2 separate regions of the Homo sapiens genome follow, and region 2 is linked to region 1. Evidence: chromatin loops called from intact Hi-C (ENCODE). Cell type or tissue: dorsolateral prefrontal cortex. All regions are shown on one strand. Links, peaks and the distances in the headings refer to the core of each region. The heading gives the core; the rest is flanking DNA. Region 1 overlaps DHCR7 (7-dehydrocholesterol reductase). Region 2 holds the start of KRTAP5-10 (keratin associated protein 5-10).

Region 1 (9,792 bases), core at 1,146-9,145:
AACAAGTTGTGACAATACATGTGACATGTTACCAATCAGGGAAGCTCATTTGAGATTAAGCAGCCAGGACTTTTCAGGAGTGCTGGCCTTATACCGTATCCAGCCTTTGCTTGGCATGTGTCAAAATTCTAGACCTCCAGAAGGAAAGCAAGTGAACCAAAAGGCATACTATTTGTACAACAGTCTAGGCACAGTGACCTGCTCTTATCAATTAGAGTGGTGAGAACCCTACCCAAATCTAAATTCCCAGATGCCACTCAAGGGCCTACCTTGCAGGCAGGCCTTTCCAAACATAGTAGTTAGGGCCTGTTGTGTTAACTCTTTCCTTCATAAAAATCTTGTGAATTGTGCTAATTTACTTATTTCTTCCCAATCTATGTCTTTTCAAATCTTTTTCTTGCCTTGTTGCAATCTCTAGGATCTCTAATGTAATTTGGAAGAAGTGGCAGTGAAAATTCTTGCCATGTTCTTGATCTTATGATGAGAGAATCCAATATCTCATCATTAAATATGAAGTTAGCTGTAGGTTTTCTATGGATGTCTTTGCGTTTTTATTATGAATTAGTGTCCTTTTTTCTCCATCTATTTCATATAATAAAGTGGTTTTTCTTCCTTATTAAGTTAATGTGATTCATCATCAGTTGACTGTCCTATTCTTTTTGAGAGCTTTATAACATTCCATCATGTGGATGCACTTAATTAAACAGTCACCTCTTGATTTGCATAACTTGTTCCCGATCTTTTCACGGTTTTTTTGCACAGGACACTGCAATGCACAGCCTTGAACTTGCAGCCATTTCGCACATGGCAGGATATAACTGTGAGGACACTCCTAACAGTGGGATGTGTGGGCATAGGACCACCACACCCTGGAGATCTTAGTGTATTCCAAGGTACAGAGGGCCGTGGTGAACCTCCCTGCAGCTCCCTGCAGCTCCCTGCAGTCCTGTCCAGGGGGAAACAGCCCAGATGGTTCTGCAGACGCCTTTGCTGCCCTCCCCAGGGTCATCTCCAAGTCTTAAAGGGAAGGCAGCTCTTCCTGCCTCTACTCAGCCTCCACAGCAGCATTTCTCATCTGCAAGGCAAGTCAAGAATTCTTTCTCAAGACAGAGTGGAGTTCACTCCCAGTTAAAGAAAAAAATAATAACCATGTAATTCAAATGCCTCCCGCCTCCTCCTCACTTATCTAAGTCTGTAGCCTTCCAAGTGTGCTCAGGGGTAGGAAGAAGTGAGCCAACAACAAGGAAACCAGTTCCAGAATTGGCACTTCCATTGCAGCTAAGTGTTGCAAACAGTTCTGCAACTGAAATCCCTGGCCAGAAAGCTTGGCGGCCGATGTCTTGATGATCCTGGCTGTGGGGATTTGCATCAGTAGTTCTAACTGGGCTTTGACTGAGGTGGAGCAGTGCCAGAGGCCCAGGGAGGTGGTGGGCATGGCTATTGCTGTGTCAATATGGGAGGCTGCAGCAAGAGAGGTCTGACAGTCCACAGGGCGGCTGAGGCCCTCAGAACGACCCTGGCTTTTATTCTGAGCAACATGAGAAGACCTTGGAAAGTTCTGAGCAGTGGAGTGACAGCATGTGACTCACATTTTGATGGGATAGTCTGGCTGTTGAGCCGAGAACAGACTGTGGGCGGGGGCAGGAGGCAGGGAGACATGCGCTGAGGCTAAGAGAGGACAGAGCCTGGGACGGGGGCACCCGGTAGATGGAAAGCGGTCAGATCCTGGACATTTCATGGGCACAGCCACAGGCTTGCCCTCTGATGGAACGTGGCGTGAGGGAGGGGAGTCAGGGATGATACCTGGTTTTCGGTTAGAGCAACTGACATTTATGGGAAAAGGTCAGTACTGATTGAGGGGGTGAAGTCGAGTAACCTTTCAGATGCTGAGTGAGGTGTAGAGGGAGCATGTGGACTCATGAGCGGCGTTCAGGACAAAGGCATGGCTGGAGATGAAACCTTGGAGTCACCAAGCCGTGGAGGTGTTTAAAGCTGTGAGCCAGGTGGACTTGCCTGGTACTTGCCTCTTGCTAACAGCCATCTTGCAGCTTCCCTGTGTGTCCAGGTGACCACACTCACCCTGTGCAAACCCCCACCCCTGACCACTTCCTGGAACAACAAAGAGCTGGTCCACGTCTGTGGCTCATTGTTGAATTTGAGGCATTGAGTTTCCAAAAGCCAGACCCATCCCGTCCCCAGCTCCCAGTCACTGCGGTCTTGGTCTTCCCAGGTAACATCCAGATTTCCTAACAGATTTGGAGACCAAGGTTTGGGAAAGGGGCAAGAGTGGATCTGTGAGCTGAGGAGGCACTCAGGGAGAATAATCTGCCCATCCTGATGAAATAAACACACAGAGGGGACTTAGATCTCAAGTCTGCATGGAATGTTCTCCTCAATGAGGCCTCTTGACCAGAAAATCTGGCCGGGCTGTGGCCTGACGTTCCCTCTCCTGATAATGCAGGGTTTTTCTTGGTCCTTTCACGGGACTCACAGCAGGGGCGCCCCGTCTACTCAGCTCACTGTGCTCAACCCCTTGTGGGAGGGAGCATGTGAGCATGTGAGTGTGGGATCCGGCCGGCCATTCCAAGTGCAGACACAGGAGCAAGCTCCATGCAGGACCCGTGGCCAGACTAGGCGTGTTGCAGCACCCAGGTGAGGGTGCCTGTGACCCCAAAGCCCCAGAGGCAGTGTTACAGTGCTCCTTTAGTTCTGCCATTTGTGGGTGGTGGTGTGTTAGCAGCTCAGTTGTCCCCCTGCCTTGTCATGTGGGGTGGCTGCCCTCCACTGGCAAGGGCAAAGGGCTAGTGTGACAGCCTTTCTGGGTACTCACACTAGCTGGGTCCCACTCTTGCCCAGCATCCAAAAAGAATGAAGTCATATGGACACTTGAAGGATGGTGAAGGCCGAGAATTTTACTGAGCAACCAAAACAGCTCTAAGTGGAGAGGGGAGCTAGAGAGGGGCCAGGAAGGGCAGGTCATCTTCCCCAAAGTCAGGCCGTCTCCCCTCTACTGAATGAGTCTGGAGTCTTTATAGGTACAGGATGGGGAGTGCATGCTGATTGGCTTGTGAGTATGCAGTAAAAGGTTAAAACTAGGCTGGGCACGGTGGCTCACGCCTGTAATCCCAGCACTTTGGGAGGCCAAGGCGGGCAGATCACCTGAGGTTAGGAGTTCGAGACCAGCCTGACCAACATGGAGAAACCCAGTCTCTACTAAAAATACAAAAATTAGCCGGGTATGGTGGTGCATGCCTGTAATCCCAGCTACTCGGGAGGCTGAGGCAGGAGAATGGCTTGAACCCGGGAGGCGGAGGTTGCAGTGAGCAGAGATTGCGCCACTGCACTCCAGCCTGGGTGACAGAGCAAGACTCTGTCTCCAAAACAAACAAACAAAAGGTTAAAGCAAAGATGCCACTCAAAGGTGGACACAACAGTGTAGGAAACCAATTAGGAAAGGTTGGGTATATGTAAAATAGGTGAAGGGTGGGGATCCATCAGAGGGAAGTGCACCAAACAGCAAGACAAGTTGTCAGTCCAGTCCAAGGATAGCTTGGCTTTCAGGCTTTAAACTGTCTTTGGCTTGGAGGTGGGGCTTCACCGGGGATCCACCTCTGTCTGCTGGGCATTTGGCTGCCTCCTGTCGCTATCACTGACGCCCACCTCTGACAGTACTCCAGACAAGAAGGGCTGACTCCTGCTCCTGAAACAGCCCTCCCTGCAGGCAACGTGGTGAAACCAAGCCCAGTCGGCCCTCGGTGGCACCAGTGCCTGCGTGGAAACCCCCCTCCTGGCCAGAAGTCCTCCTCCTCCTCCTTGGCCTGCTTAGGGCAGGAAGGTCTAGTTTATTAAAAACAAATGCATTGTATCTGTCCAGGTGCAAGCAGCCTTCCTCACCACTACTATAATCCTGCAGAAGTGTTGCTGAAAAATAACATTTATCAAAAATACAGAAAAAAACCACTATCTATTACCTCCGCTATGCAGCTATGAATAGCATTAATGTTTATGTTTTGGTATATATCCTTTTATGTATATATTTCATATGAAAACTTTATTTTTTTTGAGACAGGGTCTTGCTCTGTTGGCCCAGGCTGGAGTGCAATGGCACAATCACGGTCCACTACAGCCTCAACCTCCCCAGGCTCAGGTGATCCTCCTGCCTCAGCCTCCTGAATAGCTGGGACTACAAGCATGTGCCACCATGCCCAACTAATTTTTTAATTGTTTTTACAGAGATGGGGTTTCGCCATGTTGCCCTGGATGGTTTCAAACTCCTGAACTCAAGTGATCTGCCCACATTGGCCTCCCAAAGTGCTGGGATTACAGGCGTGAGCCACTGCGCCCAGCAGAAAACTTTATTATCTACCATACTTGCACCAACATTGTTATTGAAACATATTCCTCCTCCCTTGATTTCTTCAGGGTAAATTTCTTGACGTGAATGAACAGAACTCCTACGTACTGTTTAGGAGAACACTGGCTTCTTGTTGACCTTGGTGATGCTGGGAGTTACTGCTGCAATAAAGTTTGCCAATGTGATCAAGTTTGCCAAAGGATCACGTGATGTTAACTTTCCTCCCTCTAATTACTAGGGAAATTGAACAGCTTTTCAGATCTTCATTGGTCATTTATATTTTTTAATGGTATTTTCAATTGACAATAATTGTTTATATTTATGGGGTACAATGTGATGTTTTGATACATGTGTAAATTGCAGAATGAGTAAATCAAGCTAATTAACATATCCATAACTTCATCTGTGTATTTTTGTGGGCATAGTGAGAACACTGAAAATTTACTCTTAGCAATTTTGAAATATATAATACATTCCGAACTATGGTCACCCACCATGCTGTGCCACAGATCTCAGAAACTTATTCTCCTGTCTAACCCAAACATTGTACTCTGTGACCTACATTGCCCCTTTGCCTCTCCTCCTTAGGTTTAAATTTGGCCTCTACCAGTTGCTAGTTCTGTCATTTGGGGTGAGTTGCTTTAAACCCCAGGCCTCAGTTTCCCAAGAAATCAGCTGTGCCATCAAAGACAGTGCCTGCAATCTGCGCAGCTCCTCCCAGGACAGAGATATGTGCTGAGCAATTGATTGTTAAATGTGGACCAGAAAGCAGATCTGCTGGAGCCAACAGCAAGCAGGGTGGTTTCTGAGAAAGGCCTCACCTCGCTTTCGAAGGTTGAGGTTGGAGAGGGTGGGGTGTATCAGGATTGAATCTACTCATGGGAAAATAGCCTCTCTGAATGTGCCCACTGGATTCCTGCCCTGACCCTGTCCTGGGGTACTGGATGCCTGCCCCTTATCAGAGGGCAGTGCCATGCCCTGTAAAGCACAGTTCAGATGGCCCTGGCAATTGGTCCGAGCCGTCCTTCATTCTGGAAGGGGGCAAAGGCCAGGCCAGCTTCCCAGGGATCAGGCACTGTGGCTTCACTGGGAACAGAATGCTCTCTGTACATGGAGAATGGTAGAGGCTGGCACTGTCTAATCTGAGCTCCTGGATCACCCTGTTCTCGCCCAGAGAGAAGCTGGCTCCATCTGGGGATGAGTGAGGGCAGACGTGTCTGGTGGGACAGAGCCTGGGCCACAGCCTTGCACCTGCAGAACCCATTGTACAAACACACAGTGCATGGAAGAGGAACCTGCAGCCCAGCACAAAGCTGCTCAAACAGAAACCAAACCAAAAGCTAACCTCAGCCAATTCAGAGGCAGGTCCACATCTGAACCAAGAGCTCTCCCAGCAAATTGGCCTGGAAAGCCCTTCTCACATCAAGGCAGGAAGATAATAATGACCCTCATCTTTCAAAAGAGGAAGCTGAGACACTGAGAGGGTAGGTCCCCTGAAGGTCATACAGCTCTTAAATGCTGGGGCCAGGATTCCAACGCAGGCAGGGAGGCCCGGATCTGAGCTCACAGTGACCACACCCCAGCCTCTGTGAACTGAATTTACGCAATGTCTGGGAAGAAAAGGCAGGGTCCACTCCGCTCAGAGCCATGCAGGGCAGTGTGCTCCCGTCTCCCCGGCATTTGAATCACTCTTGTGGTGTGTGTCCAGCACAGATGCACGGGACCCCTCAGGCCCATATCCTCAAACAGGTAGTGGTGGGGCACCAGTGCACGAACACTAGGGCTCAGCAGTCAGCCTGGGCGGGTCACAGTTCCGATACCCTCCAGGCTGTCTGGGAGGCGGCCTGGCTGTGGGACCAGTTCTCATGTGAAGCAATGAAGCCACTCTGAGCTTGGCCCCCTGCCCTGGCATGGGCACTGGGCTGCCTGTGTGAAACTCTTGTTTCTCCAGGTGCAAGACAAACCTGGCACTCTTTCTGGCTTCTCCATTCACTTGCCGGGGGCAGGTGGCCAAGCCTGGTTTCATCTCCTTGGGGGGGAATGGAATACTCTCCACATTCAACCCAAAAACAGCCCCAGCAAAGGGCTGACATGGGAGGGAGAGGGGCAGGGTGGCGCCACGCACCCACGGGCACCCAATGCTTTGACGCCGAGACCCAAGCATCTCTCTCAGACATCCCTTCTCATACCAGAAACAGAGCCCACGTATACCAGTCAGACCTGCAGTCAGGCCCATTCACGAGTCAGGCCCATTCACCAGTCAGAAACCACACAGCCACTTATTTGAACAGGGGAAGTTTAATATAAAGATGAACTCTACTCGGAGCATAGAGTTTAAAAAGAGTTCTACACAACACCCTAGGGATGAGGAAGAATGCCTCAGGGAAGAAAGCACAGAAAAGGAGGTGCCCTCCCGAGGCTGGGACTGAGACCTCCTCGCTGGAGAAGGTGTGGGAGGCCCCTGAGGGTGAAGTTCCCCGGGTTGCTCGAGCCAGAGTCTGCACAGTCATAGGGCAAGCAGAAAATTCTTTCGAGAGGGTGGGCGCTCACAGGGAATCGGGAAGCAGAGCCCACCTGCCTACACCTGAAAGGCCACAGCCGGTGCTGGGACCTCTCTGAGGTCTGCAGACTCCAGGCAGAGCACTCCTGGCAGCTGTGCAGCAGGAGCAGGAAGGAAACGACATGAAAGCCCCTTTCTCCCCAGTGTCCCAGTTCAACACCGTGCACGCTACCAAGGAGAAACGGCGCACGGGCCCCACCCACGACTGCAGAGCAGGCAGGGGAGGGGGATCTAGAGCTGAAAGGCAATACATGGATAACGCGCACGCCCCACTCCCACTTTTATTTAGCAAGAGTAAATGCAGCCTAATGACAGGGCGTGGGAAGACCTCCTGCTCACCAGTGTGGGCAGAGTGTAGCGTGGCCTGGGCTCCTAATACAGGTAAATTGTCTCCAAAGGACTAGTAAAGGTGACTGGGTCATCCTCCTGCCCCAGGGACACTGATTAGAGAAAATCCGTCTGTGCTGGCAATACGGCAGTGCTGGACACTCGGAATTCCCTTGAAGGCAAAAGCAAGGAACAGAGCGTGATTAGGTACTGGACACCTGCCAAGTGCTGGGCTCTCTCCAGTTTACAGATGAGGAAACTGAGGCTCCTCGAGTTGGAGCTGGGATGCCAGCCCCCATGGACCTGGCAGAACACGCTCTTGACAGCCCCACAGGGCTTCTCCCTAGGGCGTGCCCTTAGAAGATTCCAGGCAGCAGGCGGTAAGGCACTGCGGCGGTGTAGCGCTCCCAGTCCCGGCCGTACTTGCTGGCGCAGCGGTGCTCGTCCCGGAGGCAGCGGTGGGTCAGCAGGATGGCCATGTAGATGATGTAGAAGTAGGGCAGCAGGTGGCCGCCGCCACAGGCCAGGCAGTAGGCCAGGCTGCCCATCAGGTCGCCGACGTAGTTGAAGTGGCGGGCCACGCCCCAGAAGCCCGACACCAGCAGCTTGCTGTGGTGCCTCTGCCCATCGGCGGATGTGTAGGAGCACTCGATGACCTTGGGCTTCCTGCCCCAGATGAGGCAGCGCCCATCCGTGCGGCGGAACAGGTCCTTCTGGTGGTTGGCCACCCGGAAGATGTAGTAGCCCACCAGGCCCAGCAGCAGGACGCCCACGGCGTGCGGGGTGGACAGCTGCACGGGGTGGTACACCAAGTACAGACCCTGGGGGGCGAGGGGGAAGGGGTCAAGCGGTGCTTTGCCCAGGGAGAGGACAGGAGTGTGGGCTCGGGGGCCCAGCGGCCTGGGGTCAAACCCCAGCTCTGCCTCTGACACACGCCTTGCCTCCGTGTTCTCTTCTGTGAATAAAAGCACCAACCTTGAGGGCTGTTGTGGTCATTAAATGAGTAACTCTACCTGCCTTCTACCTGTCTGTGTGTGTATGTGTGTGTGTATATATACCCCCTATATATATGACATATAGCATAAACATCAAATATGTAACAGTATTAAAAATATAATCTGAATTTAATATTGTGATGGTCAATTTAACGTGTCCACTTGGCCAGGCCATTGTTCCCAGATATTTGGTCAAACACTAGTTGTAAAGGCATTTTTCAGATGAGGTTCATATGTTAATCAGTCAACCAGGCAGAGTGGATGACCCTTCACAATGGGGGTGGGCCTCATCCAATCAGTTGACAGCTTTAAGAGACAGAAGACCCACCTTCCCCAAAGAAGAGGGAATCTGCTAAAAAGTGGCCTTCTGGCCATGCACAGTGGCTCACACCTGTAATCCCAGCACTTTGGGAGGCCAAGGCGGGCGGATCACGAGATCAGGAGTTTGAGACCAGCCTGACTAACATGGTGAAACCCCATCTCTACTAAAAGTACAAAAATTAGCTGGGCGTGGTGGCATGCACCTGTAATCCCAGCTACTCGGGAGGCTGAGGCAGGAGAATCACTTGAACCCAGGAGGTGGAGGTTGCAGTGAGCCAAGATCACACCACTGCACTCTAGCCTGTGTGACAGAGCGAGACTCCGTCTCAAAAAAAAAAAAAAAGTGACCTTCTATTTAAGCACAGCATCAACTCTTCCCTGGGGCTCCAGGCTGCCCTGAAGATCTTGGACTTGTCACTCTTCAATCACATGAGTTGAAAAATACATCTCTTTCTTACACGTATACCCTCCACCCCTCTATTGATTCTGCTTCTTGGGAGAAACCTAATATATAGTATAAAAAATGTACATCTCGAGACACACACAGAGGCTAAAGCAAGTAAGAGCTATTATATAGTGGGACCTATTGCTACGTTTTCACATCCTTGGAAAATGGAGTTTATAAAACCAGGGAACCAGCAGACCTGCAGCCAGCCAGGTGGAGAAATGGGGCCGGGTGGGCCATGCGGGGGGCTCCAAGGACCTGGTGTGAGCATGGGGCCAGCTGGGGCTCTGCACCCTCCACCTGGTACTGGCCCCCTCTGCTGTGGGAATCCTGGTTTTCCAGGACACCCGCACCTCCATCCCACAGGACTGGCTGTCACAGGTGATGCCGGGCCTGTCACATCCTGAATAGGTGACAGCCTCTCCACGTTGGTTCTCTCCACTTGGGCACAGCCTCTTGGGGCAGGCCACCCCACCGTTCTGCTAAGCAAGTGCCCTGGGGTGAGTTATTTCTGTCCCCAGGGGGCTCGTTGCTCTTGAAATGGGCAGGTGGCATCTGGTCAAGCAGCCACCTTACCTGGGAGCCCAGCACTCTCCCCAAATCAGAGCAGGGCTGCTCTCGTTGAGCTGGGAGGGGAGTGGGGGGCTTGATGCCAATGACAAGGCCACTTGCTATCCCCTACTGTCCTGGAACTCCCAGGGCAGCCCTGCCCCAGTGCCCAGCACATCCTAGGAGGCAGGAATGAAGAGGACCCCTCCTGCCAGTGCCCGCACTGACCCACCTCCACCTC
Region 2 (10,349 bases), core at 1,111-9,110, 130 kb after region 1:
AAAGAAACTGAAGAAGATCTAAAACATCCCAGATTTGTTGTGGACTGAATATTTATGTTCTTTCAAATTCATATGTTGAATCCATCACTCCTATTGTGGCTGTGTATGGAGACGAGTTCTCTAAGGAAGAAATTAAGGTTACATAAGGTCATAAGGGCTTCCATAGAATTTGCATCTTCATAAGAAGAGACACCAGGGAGCATGTGCCTCTGTCTCTCTCTCTCTTTCTCTCTCTCTCTCTTCCTCCCTCCATCTCTTTCTCTCTCCACACACAAAGGAAAGGCCATGTGAGCAAAGAGTGGGAAAGCAGCCATCTGCAACCCAAGGAGAGAGCACTCACCAGAAACTAAATTTGCTGGCACCCGATCTTGGACTTCTGATCTCCAGAATTGTGAGAAAATAAATGCCTGTTGTCTGAGCCACCAAATCTGTGGTATTTTGTTATGGCAGCCCAAGCAGACTGATGTTCATGTATCAGAAGACTTAACATTTTTCAGATGGCAATATCCCCAAAATTGATCTACAGAGTCTATAATCTCTATCAGGAAAGCAGCTGGCTTCTTTGCAGATATTCACAGGCTGATTCTAAAGTTCGTGTGGAATCTCAAGGGACCCTGAATAGCTAAAACAATGTTAAAAAGAAGAACAGGCGGGGTGTGGTGGCTCACGCCTGTAATCCCAGCACTTTGGGAGGCCAAGGCGGGCAGATCACGAGGTCAGGAGATGGAGACCATCCTGGCTAGCATAGTGAAACCCCATCTCTACTAAAAATAACAAAATTAGCCAGGCGTAGTGGCAGGTACCTGTAGTCCCAGCTACTCGGGAGGCTGAGGCAGGAGAACGGTGTGAACCCGGGAGATGGAGCTTGCAGTGAGCCAAGGTTGTGCCACTGCACTCCAGCCTGGGCTACAGAGTGAGACTTCGTCAAAAAAAAAAAAAAAAAAAAGAAAGAAAGAAAGAACACAGAAGAACAATGTTGGAGGGCTCACACTTGCCAATTTGAAAACTTACTACAAAGCTGCAATCATCAAGGCAGTTTAGTACTGGCATTAGAATAGATGTATTAAACCAGTGGGATAGAATTGAGAGCCAGAAATAAACCCTCGTGTAGATGACCAACTGATTTTTGACAGAGTGCCAGATTATTCAATGGAGGAAGAGCAGTACTTCAACAAATGGTGCTGGGAAACTAGACATCCACATGCACAGGAATGAGCTGAACCCCTACCTCACACCACAATAATTAATTCAAAATCGGTCCAAAGGCCTACATGTAAGAGTCAAATCTATAAAACTATTTAAAGAAAACATGACCTGGATTTAGCATGGATTGATAGATAGGACACCAAAAGGGCCAGCAACAAAAGAAAAATACAAATACATTGGATGTCATCAAAAGTTAAATATTTTTGAATCAAAGGATACTATCAACAAAGTGAAAGAACAATCTACATAAAGGAAGAAAAGATTTACAAATCAGATATCTGATAAGCGTCTAGCATCTAGAGTATATAAAGAACTTTTTCTTCAACTTTTATTTGAGAATCAAGCAGTACATGTGCAGATTTGTCACATGGATATATTGTGTGATGCTGAGGTTTGGAGTAGTGACTGTAGTACCCAATAGTTTTTCAGCCCTTGCCCCCTCCCTCCTTTCCTCCCTCCTCTTGTTCCCCAGTGTCTATGGTTTTCATCTTTATGTCCATGTGGACTCAATGTTTAGCTCTCACCTATAAGTGAGAATATGTGGGATTTGGTTTTCTGCTTCTGCATTAGTTCTCTTAGGATAATGGCCTCCAGCTGCATATTGCCGCAAAAGATATTACTTCATTCTTTTTTATAGCTGTGTAGTATTCCATGGTGTGTATGTACCACATTTTCTTTATCCAATCCACCATTGATGGGCACCTGGGTTGATTCCACATCTGTGCTTCTGTGAATAGCACTGCAATGAACATATGGATGCATGTGTCTTTTTGGTAGATTGATTTATTTTCCTTTGGGTATATACCCAATAATGAGATTGCTGGGTCAAATAGTAGTTCAATTCTTAGCTCTTTGAGGAATCTCCAAACTGCTCTCCATGGTGGCTGAAATCATTTACACTCCCACCAACAGTGTACAACTGTTCCCTTTTCTCCCAAGCTTTGCCAGCATCTGATTTTTGGTTTGTTTTGTTTTGTGTTGTTTCATTTTTTATTTTTTATCAAAAGCCATTCTGACTGATATGAGATGGTATCTCATGGTGGTTTTGATTTACATTCCCCTAATAGTTAGTGATGTGGAGCATTTTTTCATATAGTTGTTGGCCATGTGCATGTCTTCTTTTGAGAAGTGTCTGTTCATATCCTTTACTCACTTCGTAATGAAGTTATTTGTTTTTTGCTTGTTGATTTAAGTTCCTTGTAGATTGCAGATATTAGACTTTTGTCAGATGCACAGTGTGTGAATATTTTCACCCATTTTGTAGGTTGAGTGTTGACTCCCTGATAGTTTCTCTTGCTGTGCAGAAGCTCTTCCGTTTAATTACGTCCCGCTTGTCAATTTTTGTTTTTGTAGCAATTGCTTGTGAGGATTTAGCCGTAATTCTTTTTTAACAAGGCTGATATCAAGAAGGTGATTTCCTAGGTCTTCTTCTAGGATTTTTATAGTTTGAGGTCTTACATTTCGGTCTTTAATCCATCTTGAATTAATGTTTGTATATGGTGATCTGGTTAGCGGCCCAGTTTTATTCTTCTGGATGTGGAACTCAGTAATAAAAAGACAAATAACCCAATTAAAAAGTGGGCAAAGAATCTTAATTAGACATTTTCTGAAGAAGATACCCAAATGACAACAAGCATATAAAAAGACTCTGAGCATCATGATTCAACAGGGAGATGCAAATTGAAATCACAATGAGATACCATTTCACAAACACTAGGATGAATATAATGTAAAAGGTCAGACATTAACAAGTATTGGGGCAGGGTGTGCTTGTACCTGTAATCCCAGTGACTCAGGAGGCTGGAAGGGAGGATCCCTTGGGGCCACGAGTTTGAGTCTAGTATGGGTATCATGGCAAGACCTTGTCTCTACAAAAAATTAAAAATTTAGCTGGGTGTGATGAGGCACAACTGTAGTCCCAGCTACTGGGGAGTTTGAGACAAGGATTGCTTGGGTCCAGGAGGTTGAGGCTGCAGTGAGCTATGATCATGACACTGCACTTCAGCTTTGTCAACACAGTAAAACCCTGTCTCTAAAAAATAAATAAATAAAAATAAAATAAAATAACAACTGTTGACAAGGATGCAGAAACACTGGAACCTCCATGCACTGCTGTGGGAATGTAAATTGCTCAGCCACTGTGGAAAACAGTCTGCAGTTCCTCAAAAACTTAAGCAGAGAGTTACCATAGGGCCCAGCAATTCTGCTCATAAGGATGTTCCCAAGGGAAATGAAAACACATTCCATGCAAAAACTGGCACACCCATGTTCACAGCAGCATTACTCACAACAGCCAAAAGGTGGAAACAGTCTAATGTCTGCCAACTGAGGAATGAATGGTGTATTCATACAAAGGAAGATTAGTGTAAATAATTTATCATAGTAATGAAGTTCTGTTTCAGGCTGCAACATGGATGAACCACAAAACATTACACTAAGTGAAAGAAGGAAATTATAAAAGACCACATATCATATAATTTCACAGGTATGAAATTTCAAGAATAGAAAAATAGAGAGAGACAAAAAGTAAATTAGTAGTAGCCTCTGGCTACTACTAATGTTACCCATTTATCAGACTCAGGTGAGACACTCACATATGTCACAGGAAGTGGGTATACCAGTTACAGACAGGCAGCAAGGGAGAACAGGAGCCTCGGATTCATTGGGAGCCCTCTAGCCTCAGCAAAGCTTCCCAGGTGAGCTGAGTCTTATCCATGTGTGCCCCACTCACACCACAGCTGAGGGATCCCAGAAAGCCGCCTGCCCTCGGTCTTATGTCCCAGGGCTACAGGATTCACTGCACTAAAGCACGAAAGAATATCCTGTTTCTAGGAACTGGGACAAAGCCCGACTCTTCTGGCCAGTCCCTCCCTAACTCAGGATGTTGCATTCCCAGCATATTCTACAGTTATTCTTTTTCTTTCTTTATTAATATTTTAATTGAAGCATGATCATTGTACATGTTTATGGGGACCAGTGAGATATCAACTTCTTTAGCTTGCACCTGTGAGTGAGATCATGCAGTTCATCTTTCTGTGCCTGGCTTATTTCATTTAGCATAATGTCCTCCAAGCTCACCTGTATTGTCACATAGGGCAGAATTTTGTTCTGCTCTAGGGTTAAATAGAATTCCATTGTGTGTATACACCATCTTTTCCTTTTCATTACTTTTCCATGTTTTCCATTCATCTGTTGACAAGCACTTAGGTGCTTTCATATCATGGCTATCGTGAGCAGTGCTGTGATAAACATGGGGTGCAGATATCTCTTCAACACACTGATTTCTTTTCCTTTGGATACACACCCCATAGTGGGATTGCTGGGTTAGCTCTATTTTTAGCTTTTTGAGGAATCTCCATACAGTTTTCCTTAGTGGTTGTACAACTTCCCACTAACAGCATACGAGTTCCCTTTCTTCACTTCCTCTGCAGGATTTATTTTTGCCTTTTTGATAATGGCCATTCTGTGGGATGAGAGGACACCTCATTGTGGTTTTGACTTGCGTGTCCCTGATGATGAATGATGCTGAGCATTCCTTCAAGCTCTTGTTGGTCATTTGTACGTCTTCTTTCAGAAATGTCGGTTCAGCTCCCTCTGCAGTCACGCCTGAGAACCACAAGTGAGACACGGGGAGAATTGCATTGGTCTGAAGCCGCCTGGAGAACCGTCCTGTGGGGTAGTGAGTGGGGGGTACTAAAGGGCATGAGGTTATGAAATTTTCTACAACTGATTATGGTGATAGGTACACGGCTCTGTGAATATACTAAAAGCATTGAATTGTATACCTTAAATGGGAGAATTGTGTGGTATATGAACGATATGTCAATAAAGCTGTTAACAAAACAAGAAGAGGTATCAGAGAGGTTGGGGATCAGTGAAGCCGTGGTTGTATCAATGCACCAAGAGTTCTGGTGGAATGAAAGCACTGGAGAAAGTGAGCTAGAAAGAGGAGGGTGGCTGGAAGCGGGTGCATGGGACACACCCCACTGGGGTGCCCTGTGAAGAACAAGGGCACAGATATCACCACAGGGGTGAGGGGTGGGGAAGGATCTTTTACTTGTGTAAATGATCCCCACAGGGGCACTGCTTAACTGAGCAGTGGGAAGGAGGACACCATCCTCCAGCCCCCAGAATGGTAGAGCAACTGACAGCTTGCATCTTGAGCATGGAGAAGCTGCAGGCACCCAACTCCAACCCATGAGAGCAGCTGCAGGGGGTGAACCCTGCAAAGTCACGAGGGTGGAGTTCCCCAAGGCCTTAGGAGTCCACCCCTCACTCCAGTGTACCCTGGATGTGGGACTGGGAGTCCAAGGACATTATTTTGGAGCTTTAAGATTTAATGGCTGCCCTGCTGGATTTCAGACATGCATGGGGTCCGTAGCCCCTTCCTTTGGGCTGACTTCTCCCTTTTGGAATGGGAATGTTTACCCAATGCTTCTACCCTCATTGCATCTTGTAAGTAAATAATGTATTTTGATTTTCACAGGTTCATAGGTAGAAGGAACTTGGACTTGGGACTTCAGACTTGATGTTGGAATGAGTCAAGACATTGAGAGGACTGTTGAGAAGAGATGATCCTATTTTGTGATGTAAGGACATGAGATTTGAGGGGTCAGGGGGATAATGACATAGTTGGGCTGTCCCCTCCAAATCTCTTGTCGAAATGTAATCCCCAGTGTTGAAGGAGGGGCCTGCAAGGAGGTGTTTAGGTCATGGGGGCGGATCCCTCATAACTGGCTTAGCGCCATCTCCTTGGCGATGAGTGTGTTCACTCAGATCTGGTTGTTCGCAAGTGTGTGGCCCCTCCTCACCCCTTGCTCCCATTCTCACCATGTGGCGTGCCTACTCCTGCTTCGCCTTCCACCATGAGGAAAACCTCCCTGAGGGCCTCCCCAGAAGCTGAGCAGAGGTGGGTGCCATGCTTGTGCAGCCTGCAGAACCATGAGCCATTCTAACCTCTTTCCTTTATAAATTACCCAGCCTCAAGTATTTCTTTAGAGCAATGCAAAGAATGGTCTAACACACCCAGAAAGCTGAGACTGGTATGAGTAAAATATAAAGACCATGGATAACTTTTGAAATCTGAAAATGTAAAATTAATATTACTGGGGGAGTTAACACAGGAAAGATGAGAGCATGTGGGCAGAGGCTGTTGCCCATTGGTCACATGTGGTCAGCAGAGAGCAGGTGACCAGCACCCTGGAGCTTTGCAAGAAGTACCAGACAGCCTGGAGTTGAGGTTTTAATTATAGGGGCCAAAACAAACGGGGAAAAAGACAAATTTAGCATACAAAGAAAGTAGATGCTCAACTGAGCCAGGAGGAAGTCACTAGCAAAAAGGAAAAAAACAGAGCTCTGGAAAAATAATGTAAACAGTCACAAGAAAGGGACCCTGTGTCCTGCCTGACATCTGGACAGGTATATAAAGAGCCCGGGCTCAGGGAGCTCCACACCTGCACCTCCCTCTCACCTGCTCCTCTACCTGATCCACCCTCAATCTACCAGAATCATGGGCTGCTGTGGCTGCTCCGGAGGCTGTGGCTCCGGCTGTGGGGGTTGTGGCTCCGGCTGTGGGGGCTGTGGCTCCGGCTGTGGGGGCTATGGCTCTGGCTGTGGGGGCTGTGGCTCCAGCTGCTGTGTGCCCGTCTGCTGCTGCAAGCCCGTGTGCTGCTGTGTGCCAGCCTGTTCCTGCTCCAGCTGTGGCTCCTGTGGGGGCTCCAAGGGGGACTGTGGCTCTTGTGGGGGCTCCAAAGGGGGCTGTGGTTCCTGTGGGGGCTCCAAGGGGGGCTGTGGCTCCTGTGGGGGCTCCAAGGGGGGCTGTGGTTCTTGTGGGGGCTCCAAGGGGGGCTGTGGCTCCTGTGGGGGCTCCAAAGGTGGCTGTGGTTCCTGTGGGGGCTCCAAGGGGGGCTGTGGTTCTTGTGGCTGCTCCCAGTGCAATTGCTGTAAGCCCTGCTGCTGCTCCTCAGGCTGTGGATCCTGCTGCCAGTCCAGCTGCTGCAATCCCTGCTGCTGCCAGTCCAGCTGCTGTGTCCCCGTGTGCTGCCAGTCTAGCTGCTGCAAGCCCTGCTGCTGTCAGTCCAGCTGCTGTGTCCCCGTGTGCTGCCAGTGTAAGATCTGAGGCTCTGAACCCAGACCTTCAGGTTTCACCTGTTTGGTGAAAGCATTTGTTATGATTTCCCTGAATTAATTCATCCCACGCATCCTCCCTGAGGCACCTGCCCCTTCTCCAGCTCATCATCCATGCACGCACCTCCTTCCATGGCTCAGCTCTCCACTGGGCCCTGCCTTCAGCCTCCTCACTCCGGAAATGCATGTTTCCTTGATGCAGGAGGTGGCCTTGCCTGGACGCGGGCACCCAGCCAACTGCCATGGTGTTCCCTGCACTTGGGTGTGGACCATCTTCTTCTTCTCCCTCGGCTGACTGAGATGCAAGGTCTGACCCCACAAGGCCAGGCCAATGTTGCTCAGTGATCACTAAGAACCAGCTTCTCAACCACCATTGGGACCCTGGATCCTCCAGGGCCGCTCGCTGCCTGTTCTCCAGTGGCCACCTGTGACCAGGAAGGTCTCCTTCCTTCCTGTTGTCTCCATCTATTTAAAAACAATAACAAAGTAATGAATGAATTTCCTTACAATAAAGCCTCTCATGTCTGTAAATCAGCTGCATGCTTGGTGCAATTCTGTCCAACCCCTTTCCTGTGCAGTGACTGATTCTGCGTTCTGATCTGTCAGCTAAGCTGGGAAACGCCTGCCAGCAGGCCTGGTACATTCACAAAAAAACCTGCCATTCCCTTCTGTCCTCCTCTCAGCCTCAAATATCTTCAGTCTCTGCTCGCAGGAGAAGAGGGCAAAGCCCGGGAGGATTCAGCATTCAATGCCCGCCCTAGAGGCGCAGAGGGGCAGGCAGGCCCTGAGTCCTGACGACCAGCCAAGCAGGGCTTTGCACAAGACCCATGGCTTCCAGCTTCCCGCTCTCCTCTGGGGCCTCGGAAGGACCCCAGGCAGGGCAAGGTCGGAGGAGGGAGGAGTGAAGCACCGCTGAGCTCCAACGCACTCTGATTCAAACATTCAATTAGCCTTTTACAATTATGAGGTCAACGGCTTTCCATAACTAAAGGTAACCAGGAAGTTACAGAATGGCCCAAGGTGTCCTCGGAGCTCAGTCTCCCGGCAGGAAAGGAGAGTTCCTGGGAAGTGACACATTTGGGGACCCTGAGCCAAGTCCATCTGTTTCATGGTGACATGCCACCACGCTGAGCCTGTTCTCTGACCAGTGTCACAGGCAAGGCTTTAGAAATCACGCACTGGGGAGGAGGAGACAAGAGTGATCTGAGGACAATCTCCAGCCAAGCGAACCCGGAGGGAAAAGGTGGAGGGAAGACAGCACACAGGGAGTGCTGGTGAGAAATGAGCTCCCACAGAACACTCACAGATCTAAGCGACTGCTGATACTGCCGGGGAAGAGCAGAGTGGGAATTTCCAAGACAAATTTCTGAGAGAAAAGAGATGCAATGTAAGGAAAAATGAAATAATCTAGAAATAAAGGCTTAGATTAATTCAGCCACATTTAGGAAAGGGAATAAAAGTGTGTCAAAGGTGCATCTTGCTAGGGGACATGGCTATCGTTAGTTTCACGACGTTAAAAGGAAATGCTGCTTAAGACAGTTCACTCAAAAATCCAAACTGGGAAACTCCAGAAGGTGACAGCAGACATGAACGCAGAGTTCATTACATATGGGCCCTGTACATTCCCACAACCCACAGGACACCGAGCAACTAGGTAACAAAACCGAAAATGCATGCTGGAGACATAACAAAACCAGGTAAGCTGGGCATGGTGGCTCACACCTGTAGCCTCAGCTACGTGGAAGGCTGAGGTGGGAGGATGGCTTGAGCCTGGGAGTTTGAGGCTGCAGTGAGCTGTGATCGCACCCCTGGGATCCAGCCTCAGCAACCTAAAGTGAGATAGTGTCTCAAGAAAAAAAACAAGTGAACCTCAAAGTCCAAGAAGGTGGGGATAAATTTACAAGAGCCACAGTCCCCCAGGGTTTCAGTGTCTGTGTAGGAGAAAGCAAAGAAACATCTAACAGAGCCGAATACAGGGGAACCTCAAAAGAGCCAACAGGTGTGTGCTGGAAAAGCACAGCATGAATTTTGAATTCAGCTCCTGAAATGGGGAAGGTTTTCCTCTCTCCAGTGGAGAGTGGGTGCAAGGGCCCTCAGTAAGTCCCTATAGGCAATAAAAGAAAGCTAGGAAGCCTGCTGTGAAACAGATCACAGTGGTAGCGTACTGTTTCCAAAGGAGCTAATGAACAATGAAAGGAAATGATACCAGACATAAAAGAGGCTGCATGTGGTGGCTCATGCCTGTCATCCCTGCAATTTGGGAGGCCAAGGCAGGAGGATCACTTGAGGCCAAGAGATCAAATCCAGCCTGGACAATAAGGAGAGATCTTATCTCTACAAAAAAAAAAAATTTAAGTACCTGGGCATGGTGACACCCACTTGTAGTCTTGTTTACTCAGGAGGATTACTTGAGACCAGGAGGTGGAGGCTGCAGTGACCTGTGACTGCGCCACTGCACTTCATACTGGGCAACATTCTCAGTGCAGTTGCTGCAAACTCTGCTGCTGCTCCTCAGGCTGTGAATCAACCTGCTCCCAGTCCAGCTGCTGCAAGCCCTGCTGCTCCCGGTCCAGCTGCTGCAAGTCCTGATGTTCCCGGTCCAGCTGCTGCAAGTCCTGCTGTTCCCGGTCCAGCTGCTGCAAGCCCTGCTGCTCCCAGTCCAGCTGCTGCAGGTCCTGCTGCTCCAAGTCCAGCTGCTGTGTCCCTATTTGCTGTCAGTACAAGATCTGATCTTTAACACACAGCCATATTGGCTCTCATCCACATGCTCCAGACAGAGACCAATGTATCAGCATAAAGCCGTGAATCACAGCCCTGGGGTGACTGTTTTCTAGAATGTTGGAGCAGCAGTATTTGGAACAGGAAGAGCCTACACAGGCCCTGTGCGGGGCACAACCCCTCACCACCCTCATCTCACCATGGGTGGCTGTCATGGTGCATGAGACCGCTCCTGCTTCCTCTCTTGCACCACCTCTCTCTACCCTGACATTCTAAACCCTCTCCTCCCAGGCATGGTC

The links. Peaks named below come from ENCODE experiments on the same cell type or tissue, not always from the same donor. Only the 100,000 strongest peaks of a DNase experiment are listed, where the experiment ranks them.
Region 2: it touches region 1 in a loop (2.2-fold over the local background); 3 of 110 quality-filtered maps call a loop at or near these places.

Annotation. Positions count from the first base shown.
Region 1 is chr11:71,427,778-71,437,569 of GRCh38, forward strand. It overlaps DHCR7 (7-dehydrocholesterol reductase), which reads right to left. Exons shown (of 9, transcript NM_001360.3): 9 at 6,634-8,062. The coding sequence ends at 7,598. Among named protein-coding and RNA genes, the nearest start is that of DHCR7, 16 kb to the right of the region's middle. In dorsolateral prefrontal cortex, for the core only: no CTCF peak of the experiment used is centred there; DNase peaks (open chromatin) are centred at 5,434 and 6,252; H3K27ac peaks cover 4,853 bases.
Region 2 is chr11:71,558,873-71,569,221 of GRCh38, forward strand. KRTAP5-10 (keratin associated protein 5-10) reads left to right here and starts at 6,691. Exons shown (of 1, transcript NM_001012710.2): 1 at 6,691-7,863. The coding sequence starts at 6,716. The coding sequence ends at 7,324. It also overlaps the pseudogene KRTAP5-13P. RefSeq lists an enhancer at 7,078-7,893. In dorsolateral prefrontal cortex, for the core only: CTCF peaks have their summits at 4,776 (motif pointing left) and 4,976; a DNase peak (open chromatin) is centred at 4,807.